Regions from separate parts of the Homo sapiens genome. Here region 2 is linked to region 1. Evidence: read pairs that join two places in POLR2A ChIA-PET (ENCODE). Cell type or tissue: PC-9. All regions are shown on one strand. Links, peaks and the distances in the headings refer to the core of each region. The heading gives the core; the rest is flanking DNA.

What was found. ChIA-PET counts read pairs that join two places held together with the same protein. Peaks named below come from ENCODE experiments on the same cell type or tissue, not always from the same donor. Only the 100,000 strongest peaks of a DNase experiment are listed, where the experiment ranks them.
Region 2: POLR2A ChIA-PET joins it to region 1 with 12 read pairs; 10 of 35 experiments call an interaction of 5 or more read pairs at or near these places.

The regions. Positions count from the first base shown.
Region 1 is chr5:138,667,073-138,669,985 of GRCh38, reverse strand. No RefSeq gene overlaps it. Among named protein-coding and RNA genes, the nearest start is that of CTNNA1, 85 kb to the left of the region's middle. RefSeq lists a silencer at 1,193-1,242. In PC-9, for the core only: no CTCF peak of the experiment used is centred there; DNase peaks (open chromatin) are centred at 855 and 1,385; H3K27ac peaks cover 1,898 bases.
Region 2 is chr5:138,744,149-138,747,061 of GRCh38, reverse strand. It overlaps CTNNA1-AS1 (CTNNA1 antisense RNA 1), which reads left to right. Exons shown (of 2, transcript NR_134244.1): 2 at 2,300-2,632. Among named protein-coding and RNA genes, the nearest start is that of CTNNA1, 7.8 kb to the left of the region's middle. In PC-9, for the core only: no CTCF peak of the experiment used is centred there; a DNase peak (open chromatin) is centred at 1,641.

The DNA of each region.
Region 1 (2,913 bases), core at 154-2,653:
GATTACCATGTCCTTCAGTACTGGCCATCGGCTGTGGCCAGTTGCCACAGCTAATATGTATGCCCGGCCTGGTTGTGAAGCACATCTGCAGGTGGGGGCTGCAGCCCCACCTCCTCTGTGACAAGTTCAGTCATGGTGTCCTTTGAGAACAAAGGCTCCCAAAACTATAGCCCTTTGTGCTCAGCCCTCATAGGCATACATGGCCCTCAGTGAAATCTGATCGCCTGGGTTTGATTCTTGGATCCATAACCTTAGGAAGTTCACTTAATCTTTCTTTGCCTTATCTGTCAAATGGAAACAATGATAGTACCTACTTCACAGGGTTCTTGTGAGAAATAAGTGAATACGTACAACATGCTTAACACAGTGCCTCCTGGCGCACAGTAAGTATGCACTAAATGCTGTCTATTATTATTATCACACATGTGGTCACCCAAATATTCTTCCTCCTAGGTCCTCCCATCTCAGAGGATGCATCCTCATGAGTGCAGGTTTCTGCCATCGATGGAATTCATACCTTCATTCCCTTTCTGATCTTGAGAGTTCCAACTAACCCTCCTGAGTTGAGACCATCCCACTTTAATCTGGGAAGCATTAAGCCTCCAATCCTAATCTTTGTTTAAAACGTCTGTTTGGAAGTTGTCTTCTGGGTATCCTGCTGCTTGCAGCTTCTCTTTTCTACTCTGAACTACACCAATCCTCATGGGGGTCAAGAAAGTCCACACTTCAAGGACATGAAGCCTGGTTCTCTCCTGCCCCTCGCCCCAGGGATGAAATGCCTTTCATTCTTTTTAGGTGAGCCTGCAGCTGAGAAAAACTAGACATGGTTATTTCCTCAATAGGTCATTCTGCTACAATTAATTCTCAATAAATCTTCACCATGAGACTGAATTCCTCGGCTATGTTTTATTCAGTGTGTACCTCCAGCACTTAGGGCAGAACCCACACTTAGTAGGTGCTTGATAAATGTGTAAATGAATGAATGAAGAATATGAATCACAGGGTGGGAACAATTTTCAAACTATGGGTGGAGAAATCAACATGATCATTCACTGTGTGCCCAGCCTCCTGCTTGACACTGAGGTCCAAGCAAGAAAAGTAACAAGGCACTTGGAGCTTGTAGTCAAGTCCTCAAAGACTAAAGTCTACAAAGGAAACAGAGCTCAACCACACAAATCACTTGCTCTGCCCATCCCACATCAGAGGGAACCCAGTGAAGTGTTGGTTCAGAAGAGGCAGGATGTGGCCTAAGGTCTGAAGGCACGGGAGGGGCCGGGGCAGAGGGCACGGGGGGCCCAGCTTACCCTGAGATAAGGTGTCCCAGAACACCACGAGCAAGGGCACAGCACAGGAATGAGATGGCTATTTGTGGAAAATAACCATGACACCAGCCTGAGCCATTTGTAGCACTTGTGATAGGGAGTCATGGGGGTAAACTTAGCTATTTCAGGCTGTGGGCTCAGTGTTGAGACCTGGAGGTTAGGCTGGGAGTGGATCCTGGCAAAACTGGCCACAAAGACTGGCCTGAGGCGAGGTGTGACAGCACCCACTAGCAGCAGGGCTCTCTTTCCTCTCATTCCAGGACCAGGTGAGATTTGAACCCCTGCCAGAGACTCCAAATATGAGCCCACCACAGGGGCATATCCCTCTGCTCCTCTAAGAAGGTGAAATTTGTATGGGTGAGGAGGCTTTGGTTTCCAGCAACAGAAAAACTCTAGCTAACTTAAGCAAAAAATGATCGTATTAGAAAGAAATGAGGGTGGCTCACAGAATCAAAGAAAATGCTAAAGAGGCTGTCCCAGAAATAGGAGGAAGCAGGACATTGAAATCAAGGGCTATGGAACAATCCCTTTATGGTGCCGCCTTGGGGATACATTAATTCCATCCTTCCTTCTTTCTTTCTTTCCTTCCTTCCTTCCTTCTTTCTTTCTCTTTCTTTCTTTCCTTCCTTCCTTCTCTTTCTCCTTTCTTTCTTTCTCTTTCTTTCTTTTCTTTCTTTCTTTCTCTCCTTCCTTCCTTCCTCTCTCTCTCTCTCTCTCTCTCTCTCTCTTTCTTTCTTTCTTTCTTTCATAGAGACAGGTCTTGCTATGTTGCCCAGGCTGGTCTTGAACTCTTGGCCTCAAGCAATCCTCCTGCCTAGTCCTCCCAAAGTGCTGAGATGACAGGTGTGAGCCACTACACTGGGTCCCATTTTCATGTCATTCCATTTCAGATTCAAGGAGGTGGCCAGGCACAGTGGTTTATGTCTGTAATGCCAGCACTTTGGGAGGCTGAGGTGAGAGGGTCCCTTGAGCCCAGGAATTTGAGATCAGCCTGGGCAACAGAACGAAAGTCCATCTCTATTTTACTTACTTAATTAATTAATTTATTTATTTATTTATTTATTTTTAACCAGAGTCTCACTTTGTTGCCAAGGCTGGAGTGCAGTCTCTGCTCACCGCAGCCTCTGCCTCCCAGGCTCAAGTAATTCTCCTGCCTCATCCTCCCTAGTAGCTGGGATTACAGGCGCTTGCCACCACGCCTGGCTAATTTTTGTATTTTTAGTAGATATGTGGTTTCACCATGTTGGCCAGACTGGTCTCAAACTCCTAACCTCAGGTGATCTTCCTGTCTTGGCCTCCCAAAGTGCTGGGATTACAGGCATGAGCCACCACGCCCAGCCCCATCTCTATTTAAAAAAAAAAAAGGATTCAAGGAGGAGAGAGCATCTGATTGGCCTAGCTTGGGTCACATGCCAATCCCTTAGCCAGGGAATGGAGGTAGCCTTCATTGACAGTCCACCAAGATTACAGCAGCTGAAACAGTTGCCCCAAGCCAAATCTCCAAAGCTGATGCCAAGGCAAATGGATACTGAGCAGGCCAAAACAGTGGCTCTCCATTACAGGACGTGTGCACTGGGAAAACCTAGGGCCC
Region 2 (2,913 bases), core at 125-2,624, 77 kb before region 1:
CCAGGTATATATCCCTAACCTGAACCTTTCCCCTGAATTTGCAGCTCACTTATCCAGCTCCCTACTTGATGTTTCCACTTAGATAGCCAATAGGCATCTAGGCATCTCAAACTTTATCTTATTTTTGAGCCAGGGTCTCACTCCATCACCTAGGTTGGAATACAGTGGTTTGATCATAGCTCAATGAAGCCTTGATCTCCCAGACTCAAATGATCCTCAGCCTCCCAAGTAGCTGGGACTACAGGTATGTGCTGCCACGCACAGCTTTTTTTTTTTTTTTTTTTTTTTTTAGTAGAGATGAGGTCTTGCTATCTTCCCCAGGCAGGTCTCAAACTCCGAGCTCAAGTGATCCTCCTGCCTTGGCCTCCCAAAGGATTACAGAAATTAAATGGCATGAGCCACCATGCCCAGCCCATCTCAAACTTTATATGTCTGTATGTCCAAAACTGATTTCCTAATACCACTGTCCAAACCTACTTATCCCATAGTTTTCTTAATTTCCTTAGATGGCAACTCCATCCTCTCATTTTGGCCATGGCTGAGGCCAAAAACCTTGGCGTTATCCTTGGCTATTTTATTTCTTGCATGCATTTCAAATCTGATTCCTTAGACCCTGTACTTCTGCCTTCGAAATAGAGTCAGAACCCACTAACTTTTTTTTTTTTTTTTTTGAGACGGAGTCTCACTCTGTCACCCAGGCTGGAGTGCAGTGGCGCAATCTCGGCTCACTGCAACCTCCACCTCCCAGGTTCAAGCAGTTCTCCTGCCTCAACCTCCCGATTAGCTGGGATTACAGGTGCCCGCCACCACACCCAGCAATTTTTGTATTTTTTTCAGTAGAGACGGGGTTTCGCTGTGTTGGCCAGGCTGGTCTCGAACTCCTAACCTCAAGCAATCCACCCACCTCGGCCTCCCAAAGTGCGGGGATTACAGGCATGAGCCAACGCACCAGGCCCAGAAGCCACTAACTTTTTACTATCACCATTGTTACCATCCTGAATCAAGCCACCATCATCTCTTAGCCTCAATTTTGCCAGGGGAGCCCAACTGGTCTCCCTACTTCTGCACTTGCCTCCCTCAGTCTAGTTTAAGTTCAGCAGCCTGAGTGATCTTGTTAGAAAGTAAGTCCAAGTGGCCAGGCACAGTGGCTCATGCCTGTAATCCTAGCACTTTGGAAGGCTGAGGCGGGCGGATCACGAGGTCAGGAGATGGAGACCATCCTGGCTAACACGGTGAAACCCCGTCTCTACTAAAATACAAAAAATTAGCCAGGCGTGGTGGCGGGCACCTGTAGTCCCAGCTACTTGGGAGGCTGAGGCAGGAAAATGGCGTGAACCAGGGAGGCAGATCTTGCAGTGAGCCCAGATCGCACCACTGCACTCCAGCCTGGGCGACAGAGCGAGACTCCGTCTAAAAAAAAAAAAAAAGTCCAAGCATGTCACTCCTGCTCCACCCAGACCCTCCAGTGGCTCCCATCTCACTCAAAGTACAGAGAAGTGAGGGCCTTATAAGGGCCTCACTTGCCCCGATACTCTTCTCTGACACAGTGTCCTCTTTGCTATCAAGTAGGCTCTTGCCTTAGGGCGTTTGCTTCCTGCCTGGAATGCTCTCCTCCAAATAGCTGCCTGACTTGCTCCCTCACCTCTGCCAGGCACCTTCTCAGTGAGGCTTCCGCTTGGCCACCTTATTCAGAATTGCAACCCGTTTCTCAACATCTCACCCCCCTCTTCCTTGTTCAGTGTTTTCCTTAGCTTATATCACCCTCCTGATATATAAAATCATATTTTAAAAATATATATTTAATACATATTTAAAATTTAAAATAGTCATATATGGTATATAATTTATTGCTTTTCTTCTGTCTTATTCCTGTTAGAATTTCAGCCACACAAGGGCTAGAGTTTTTGTCTATTTTGTTCAGTGCTGTATCCCTGGTGCCTAGAATAGTGCTTGGCACGATGTTGACAAGGTAGATGGGGAGGGAAGGAAATAACTTCATTTTAGACCAAGGGAACAAGGAAGGTTGAAGGCCCCGAGTCCCATCTAGGAAAAACTTTCTGTGATTTGGGAGCTGCTGAGGTAGGTAGAGGCCAGACTCGGGAGGGCTTGGTGAGAGTTTAGACTTGACCCTTAGGGGAATGGAGAACCACAAAGGATTCTAAACAAAGGATGACAGGATCATATTTTGTTTTTTAAAAAAATTCACTTTGGAAGAAAGAAGATAGTGAAGCAATGCACATAATATTGCATTTACGTTTGAACAGCATATACATATTATCTTAATGCTCTTTTCTCATAGTGGCAGAGCCATTGAAAACACACCACTCTATTCAGAACCCCTCCAGAAACACTGAGTACGCGTGGATACAAAGGAGAAAACCGAAGACACCTGGGCCTACTTGAGAGCGGAGGGTGGGAGGAGCGTGAGGATCGAAAAACTACCTATGGCTTACTACGCTTATTACCTGGGTGACAAAATAATCTTTACACCAAACCCCCATGACATACAATTAATTTATCCATGCACATGTACCCTCTGAACCAAAAATAAAAGTTGGAAAGTAAAGGAAAAAAAAAATCACCCTCCAGTGCTTCCCATCTCACTCTGAATAAAATTTATTTGATCTCACCCAGTCATCTCAGACCCGTCTTTGGCTTTTTCTCTCTATCTTTCCATTCAAGCCCACGTTGTGGTCTAGACATTCCTGTAAGGCATCAAGCACCCTCAGACCTCAGGGCCTTTACCTTTCCAGTTCTCTCTGCTTGGAATGGTCATCCCTCTGATAGCCCTTAGTCACTCCATCACCCAGATCTCTGCCCAAATGTCACGTTGTCCAACAGGCTTTCCCTGACCACTCTGTAAAATAGCACCAGCAGCCAGTCACAGAGGCTCATGCTTATAATCCCAGCACT